Linked DNA regions of Homo sapiens: region 2 is linked to region 1. Evidence: chromatin contacts called from ENCODE Hi-C data. All regions are on one chromosome and are shown on one strand. The core of a region is the stretch at or near the end of the contact, and the rest is flanking DNA. Distances in the headings are between cores, read along the strand shown. Region 1 holds the start of IGSF9 (immunoglobulin superfamily member 9). Region 2 overlaps LOC105371466 (a long non-coding RNA gene).

The links. A loop is a pair of places that touch in the nucleus more often than their neighbours do. Pooled maps may share reads with other maps.
Region 2: a map of Calu3 shows a loop between it and region 1 (5-fold over the local background). The contact joins the enhancer-like site here to the promoter of IGSF9 in region 1. A Hi-C loop is called at or near these places in 13 of 168 maps with a recorded cell type or tissue (CD4-positive, alpha-beta T cell, CD4-positive, alpha-beta memory T cell, CD8-positive, alpha-beta T cell and 9 more), 8 of 37 single-sample maps with no recorded cell type and 21 of 50 pooled maps.

Annotation. Positions count from the first base shown.
Region 1 is chr1:159,943,840-159,947,037 of GRCh38, reverse strand. IGSF9 (immunoglobulin superfamily member 9) reads left to right here and starts at 1,425. Exons shown (of 21, transcript NM_001135050.2): 1 at 1,425-1,465. LOC124904438 (a long non-coding RNA gene) reads right to left here. Exons shown (of 3, transcript XR_007066684.1): 2 at 586-886. RefSeq lists an enhancer at 802-1,302 and a silencer at 1,145-1,439.
Region 2 is chr1:160,374,295-160,377,492 of GRCh38, reverse strand. LOC105371466 (a long non-coding RNA gene) reads left to right here. Exons shown (of 4, transcript XR_007066686.1): 4 at 1-78. Among named protein-coding and RNA genes, the nearest start is that of NHLH1, 8.8 kb to the right of the region's middle. RefSeq lists an enhancer at 1,282-1,331. Within about 2 kb of position 1,617, at least 10 of the 41 ENCODE cell types and tissues checked have a DNase peak (open chromatin) inside an H3K27ac peak, as active enhancers do; they include dorsolateral prefrontal cortex and heart right ventricle, where a contact is called at or near this core.

The DNA.
Region 1 (3,198 bases), core at 176-2,675:
AAGCACTAAAACCTTTACACCTGGAAGAACTGTCCAGCAGGCAGAGCTTACTAAGGATGGAATGGGTACAACAGTAGTGCTGAGCTTCCTGGCCCAGGATGTAATGAGATAGGGGCTTGGATGACTACATGGAGAAATGATGTGCCAGGGATTCTGGGGCCAAGTAGTGCTTAGGCCCATCCTGGAGGTTCTCTCATGATGCTGCAGCAGTGATTCTGTGAGTCTGATGCCTGGTGCACTCAGTTTGAGTCTTAGTACTTCGGATTGGGATGAGATCAGCACGTTGCTTTCATGGAAGGCTTCCAAGGGAGCCAACTGAATGGGAAGGACCTGGACAGGCAATGTTGCTTAAGCCGACCCAGCATCCCTACAGCATCACCAGGCTGAGGAGGTGGAATCTCTGAGGGGCAAGATATGCAAGATATCTTTGTGTCTGAGGGCGAAGCCTCCAAGGGAGTAGGTTTGATGAAGTTTGGGTTGGGTCTCAATCCAGCTCTGCCATAACCTAGTTGGGAAAGCTTGGGCCAAGTTACTTCATCTCCCTGAGCCTCAGTTTTCTCATTAGTCAAAGGGAGCTCTACTTACTTCGCAGGGTTTCTGTGAAGGTTACACAAGAGTTATAAAGCATCTAGTCCAGGGTCTGGCACCCTGCATGGGTCCAGTAAGTGATCTTGTATTTCATTCCTCCCTTTCAATCTCCCGTGTCAGGATATCTGTCGTTTCTCCCCTCTGGGCCTGTTTCTCTGGGTCGTTGGTGCCAGAGCTGCCTTGGGAGCTGACTTGGCAACCCCACGCTCAGAGCACAGCCTTCCTCAGCTGCACACGGTGGGAGGCGCCTGGGCAAGATTTGGGAGCTCGCCAATGCAGACAGGTATTTCCAGTCCTGCTAGAGAAGCAATGGGTGGAGGTAGAAATGGGGATGGGGGAGGAGATCGGATGAGCCCGGGACCTGGGTGGATCCCCTGGGAGGAGGGCGGGGAGTCATGCTCCCCGCCTGGTTCTCCTACCCCCAGGCTCAGATTTCAACCCTCGCTGCCGCCTCTGTGGCGCGCCCGTTCGGGGAGCGGAGAGGGTCGCCCGTAGGTTCCGAAAGAAGGACGGCGTACCAGTAGCCTGGCAAGGGGCCAGCTCCCGCAGCCCTGGAGCGCGAGCCGGACCCTGCTGCCCCTCTTGCTGGCGGCGGGAAGCGGCCCACCGGCCTTTCCACGCTTGGCTGTGCAGAGGTCCACGAGGGGGCGACCTGAGCCCACGTGCAGCCGAGCTCTTCCCTCCTGAAACTACAACTCCCAGGCCGCTCAGGGGTCCCGCCCGCCTCGCCGTGCCTCTGGCGGCTCCAATTGGCCGCCGCGGGAGGGGGATTGGCGGTCTCCAGGGCGACGGGAGGCGCTCGGGGCATCCGAGGCGGGGAGGCGGGTCCGCCCCCTATTGTGTAGCGGCGAGAGTGGAGCCGAGCGGTGCGGAGCAGGTGAGGGAGGGGGCGTACTGGAGGTATAGAAGTGGTGGTGCTGGTAGTGCGGAGTTATGGGGGACAGGAGAAAGCGGGGAGTTCTAGAGAGAAGTGGAATTCGTTGCAGGAGTAGAACTAGGGGAGTTCTGGGGAGTGAAGTGGAATTCTTGGCGGGTGGGTGGGAGTTCCCGGAGAACTGCAGGAGTTCTGGAGGCAATGTGGGGGAGTTCTTGGTGGGTTCTAAGAGAAAGGAGGAGTTCCAGGGGACCAGAGAATGCGAGGGAGAAAGGAATTGTTGGGGGTGGGGTATCAGAATTGTATTGTGGGCTGATGCAGGAGAATCCCAGGGAGGGGAATTATCGGGAGGAGAGGATGGGGAGAAGTGGCTGGGGGGTGGGGAGACCAGAAGGGAGTTCTTTATAGTGCAGGAGACCTGCTGCAATTGGAGATCAGGTGCGAGAAGCTGGAATTGTGGGGGGATTGTGCGTAGTAGCGATAACTGGGAAGGGAGTAATGGGAGGACGAGGGAGTGGTGTGTGGGGAGACTAGAAGGGTGAGGAAATAGTGGAGGCCGGGGGAGTTGGAAAGATATTAAGAGACTGGGAGGAATTCTAGGGATGCCTAGTTACTCAGAGTCTCGGAAAACAACCAGGAGAGAACTAGGGGGTTCCTATATACTTGGAAAAAGGTTTTTCAGGGAAGTGTGGGAGAGCTGCCTGGAGGCAGTGGGAAACAGGGGGCTTGGTTGCTAGTGAATTGCCAGAAGTTAGACATACAGGATCATTAAGTAGAGGCAAGGATCAGACTCTGTGGAGGATGTTTTATAGTCTGTCCTGAACTTTGCGGCCAAGAGTGGGTTGGAGGACTCAGAGCAGAGTCCACTTGGCAGTGCCAGGCCCTGGCATGGACCCTCTGGCTCTCTGAGACTGCCCTAGGATCTGTGGGGCTGTCAGAAGCTCCTACCCTCCATGCCCCAGGGTTAATTTTGTACACTTCAGGGACTCACAGGCTTTTTTTTGGACCATGCCTCTGGGGTTGGGGAAGAAAGAGCTTGACAAACCCTGGCACCCCGAAGATATTGGAGGGGAGTGAGTGGGAGGGATTTGGGTGAGGTCCTTGGGTGGTGGTGCCTGGCAGGGGGAGGGCTGCTTGGCAGTATCGTGAGGAAGTGGCGCCAGCTGCCAGCCCCGGGACCTGTCCAGACCTGGAGGATGCTGCCTGGATCCCCCATACTGGCAGGTGGGGGAGGCAGCTCCTCCTCTCCCAAGTGCCTGACTCACTCACTGCCAAAGCAGTGTAGGGAGACTGAATGGAGAAAGGCCTCGGGTCCTCAGCTTCCAGAGTTTTTCATAGAGGCTGGGGAAATGGGACAAGGGATTGTATCGGGGTGTCCTGGGGACCACTTTCTGAGGCTTAAGCGCCCTGGATTTGCCCTTGACTGGCTCTCTGCCCCTGAGCAGATATCCTCAGGGCCCTTATTTGTCACAGAGGGGTGAAGGCGACAGCACTGGTTCCATCTTGCTGCTATACCTTGTGAGCATCAAGAGTAAGGAAAGAAGCGAGAGCAGCCTAGGCCATGAGAGTCTTGATCTACCATACTTCCTTCAAAAATATTTTTCCAAGCATATGAGGAACCCCAGTTCTCTTCTGGCTTAGTTTTTCAAGACCCTCAGAATGCAGGCATCCCCAGAATCCTTCCACATTTCCTAAGACCTTCCCAACTCTCCCAGCCTCCCCCATTTCCTCACCTT
Region 2 (3,198 bases), core at 368-2,867, 430 kb before region 1:
TATTCCATAAAGGCATGCTGCACTGAATAAATTGAAATCAACCAATGAAAGAGGTAGCTACAAGCTTATAAAAGAAGGAGGCTGGAGTTTAATGCTAGAAAGGATAAAAGGGACATAGACAGTAGAGATTCTCACTTGGGAACCACACTGGAGACCCTGCTTGGGAGGCCCAAGAGTCCCAGGTTAGAGCGAATCAAGGCTCTGAGCTTGGGATGTCCAAAGAGGGGCAGGAGCCAGAACAAAACCTGTAACCTATAAATAGCCATAGGTTATAGCTCATGGAGCTGGGAGACAAAGGTAAAACTTCAAGGGGAGAACGGGCTTCTAGGAAAGAGGAAATTCGACAGCTCCCTCTCCTTGCTCCATACCTGCCAGCTGTCACTCAGACTCCTATATTAAAAAGAGCACACACACAAAAAAGTACACAGATATACACGTGTTCAAAAACCACAGAATCAGGTAAGCACGCCCAGATACAGAACACACACATAACACAGACACACAATACATGAAACAGACACAGACCAGAAAAAAATCAATCTGAAAATTATAGGCCATAATATATGTAAATGAACCACCTATGAATTCTAAACTCTGTTTACCCCTAGTCAGCCTTCAAGCCTCCTTCACCTTCCAGAAATCTCTGACAAGTAGAGAATTCCAGATTGCAGAATTGCAATTCCTTCGTCCTTTGTCCCCAGTCAGGTCATTTCTTCTCTTTTTCAGGCTCTCAGCAGCTCCTAGCTAGGGATAGGGAAGAGGGAAAATGTTTCTGCTAGTAGCCAGCAGGGGACAGTGTTCAACAAGCAATAATCAAATCAGCCTTCAACTTGCTGAAGGGAGGGAATGGAGGACGAGGGAACCAGAAAAGGGTCCTCAGACCAACACATTGCTCTGATCACACCCTCGATCCATGTCTCCCTCTTTTTTTTCTGCTTCTTCAGCCCCCTTCTTCTCCTCAGCTGCAGTTTCTCCATCCTTAGTTTAGTAGATCTCATGGATTGTCTATTTGCTCAGAGAAGACTAAGCTCAGGAATTTCCCCCTCAGGGAGAGACATTCCCCTTAGCCTCTTGTCCCTTTCCATTCTGTCTTGGTTCCCAAGGTGGTCAGGACTTCGGAGTTTTCATCTGGACTCCTGACCAATGCTCAGGAACCCACATGAGGGGCTCAGTTCCAGGGCCACCTCTCAGGGGATGCTTGCATCCTGGTGCACAGCTGGTCTAGTAGAAGTGGGGTTGGGTGTCAGGCCCCTGCACTGCCCTTAGCCTGGTGCTTTGTAAAGTGCACAAACTGTATGACAGTACAGTTGACCCTGCTACTTACTGCCCCTGAGATAGCATCTGATGAGCGTTTCCGGTGTTGAACACTTTCACGATGATCTCATTTAATCCTCATCACACCCCGGTGGGTCTTGTTGTCTTTCCTGCTTTCCATATGAAAAAGCTGTTGCTCAGGGAGGGCATGCGGTTTGCTCACTGTGGCACAAAGGGGAAAGGTGGAGACAGAGCAGGGACACGGGACCTCTGGCTGCCGGGTGTGGGCTTTCTCCCCTCTAGCACAGTGTTGCTGCACTGCCACCACTGCCTCCCTTCTTCCACTCCCTCTCAGCCTTTCAGGCTCATCTCTGCTTGCTCCCTTCTCCTCCCTGCGCTGACATCCCAGCACTGTGAGCCTCTTTCTTCTGCCCATAATCCTCATCCAATGAGAGGTCAAAAGCTCAGGAAAGAACACAAGAAGAAAGCAGAAAGATAAAGGAACTGGGTGGTAGAAAGGGCTTTCCAGAAAGAGGAAGAAGCAAAGGCAAAGAAGACAGGGCCTGCACTGGGGGTGGAGAGGGAAGGGAGGTGGGTGGAATGAGGAAGCGGAGCACCCTCCACACTGTGCCCAGACTTGGGAAAGGGCACAGACAGGGCCTCCATTGTGTGGGCACAAAGAGGCCATATGCCTGGCAGCCTATGACAGTGTGTGTGTGTGCGCGTGTGTGTGTGTGTGTGTGTGAGAGAGAGAGAGAGAGAGAGAGAGAGAGAGATTTTAGGCAACCCCCACCCAGCCCCTGGGGCCTTGACTTCTGCTCTGTCACTGGTGATGGGTTTGCTGAGTTACAGGACAGGGCGTTGATGAAGACAGGACTGGAGGGTCAGGCACCTGTGGTCACTAGGACTGGAAGAGGGCATGGACAGCTGGGGGAGCTATGGCCATGCATGGGATACTTGGCAAGGGGAGTAAGGAAGCAGGGGTGAAGTGCAAGAGTCCCATTCTGGGGTCCTCCTAACTGCCCCTCCCCCACCCCACCACCCACGAGTTGGGTTTAGAGGGATGTGGAATGAGGGATGCAGAGCAGATCCTCTTCTAACAATCCCTTTTCCCCATCCTCCCTATCTGCTAGCCCCAAAGCTTTCACTTTCCCCTCAGCCCAGGGACTTCCATCTCCCTGCCCTCTCCCTCCTCCCCCAGTGCCTGGTCCCCTGCTCCCTCCTCTTCCCACTCTCCACCTCCTTCTCCTGTCCTTCCCAGAGTGAGAAGAGCAACAAGAGCGACAGCGGCAGCGAGGCCAATTGATTATCTGAAGAAATTCGGAGCTAGCAGTAGAACAGCTGCAGCTTCCCCCTCTCACCACCTCCAGGCCCTCAGGGATCCCTGAGGGGAGGGGCCCCCTAAGCCCTTCTGCTCTCCAGCCCAGGCAAAGAGACAAGAGAGGGAGGCAGGGAGCCCAGAGGACTGTGGCTGCTGAGCACAGAGAAGCACAAAGCTCTCAGGGCCAGGAATGGAAGACTTGGCTTCTAATCCCAGGCCATCATCATGGGTGAGTCACGTCACCTGTCTGGACAGTAGTTTACCTGCCTTTGAAATAAAGTTGTTGGATTCAGTGATTTCTGTGTTCCCGTCCAACTCTGGCCCTTTGGAGTCCTGAAGTTCTCCCTGATCTCAGTTCAGCCTTCCCTTTTGCCAGGCTCTGGGCAGAGCACATGTCATTTAACTCACATGGGAAGGGGAAGATGTCAAGTCCTCCTGTATGGAAGCTCCTCCCTAGGTCTAACTCAAGCCCTTCATGCTGCTTATGTCATTCTTTGTTCATCAAAGATGAAAACCCATAGCTGGGCATGGTGATTCATGCCTGTAATCCCAGTATTTTAGGAGGCCAAGGCAGCAGGATCACTTCAGGCCAGGAGTTAGAGACCAGTCTGACCAACATGGCG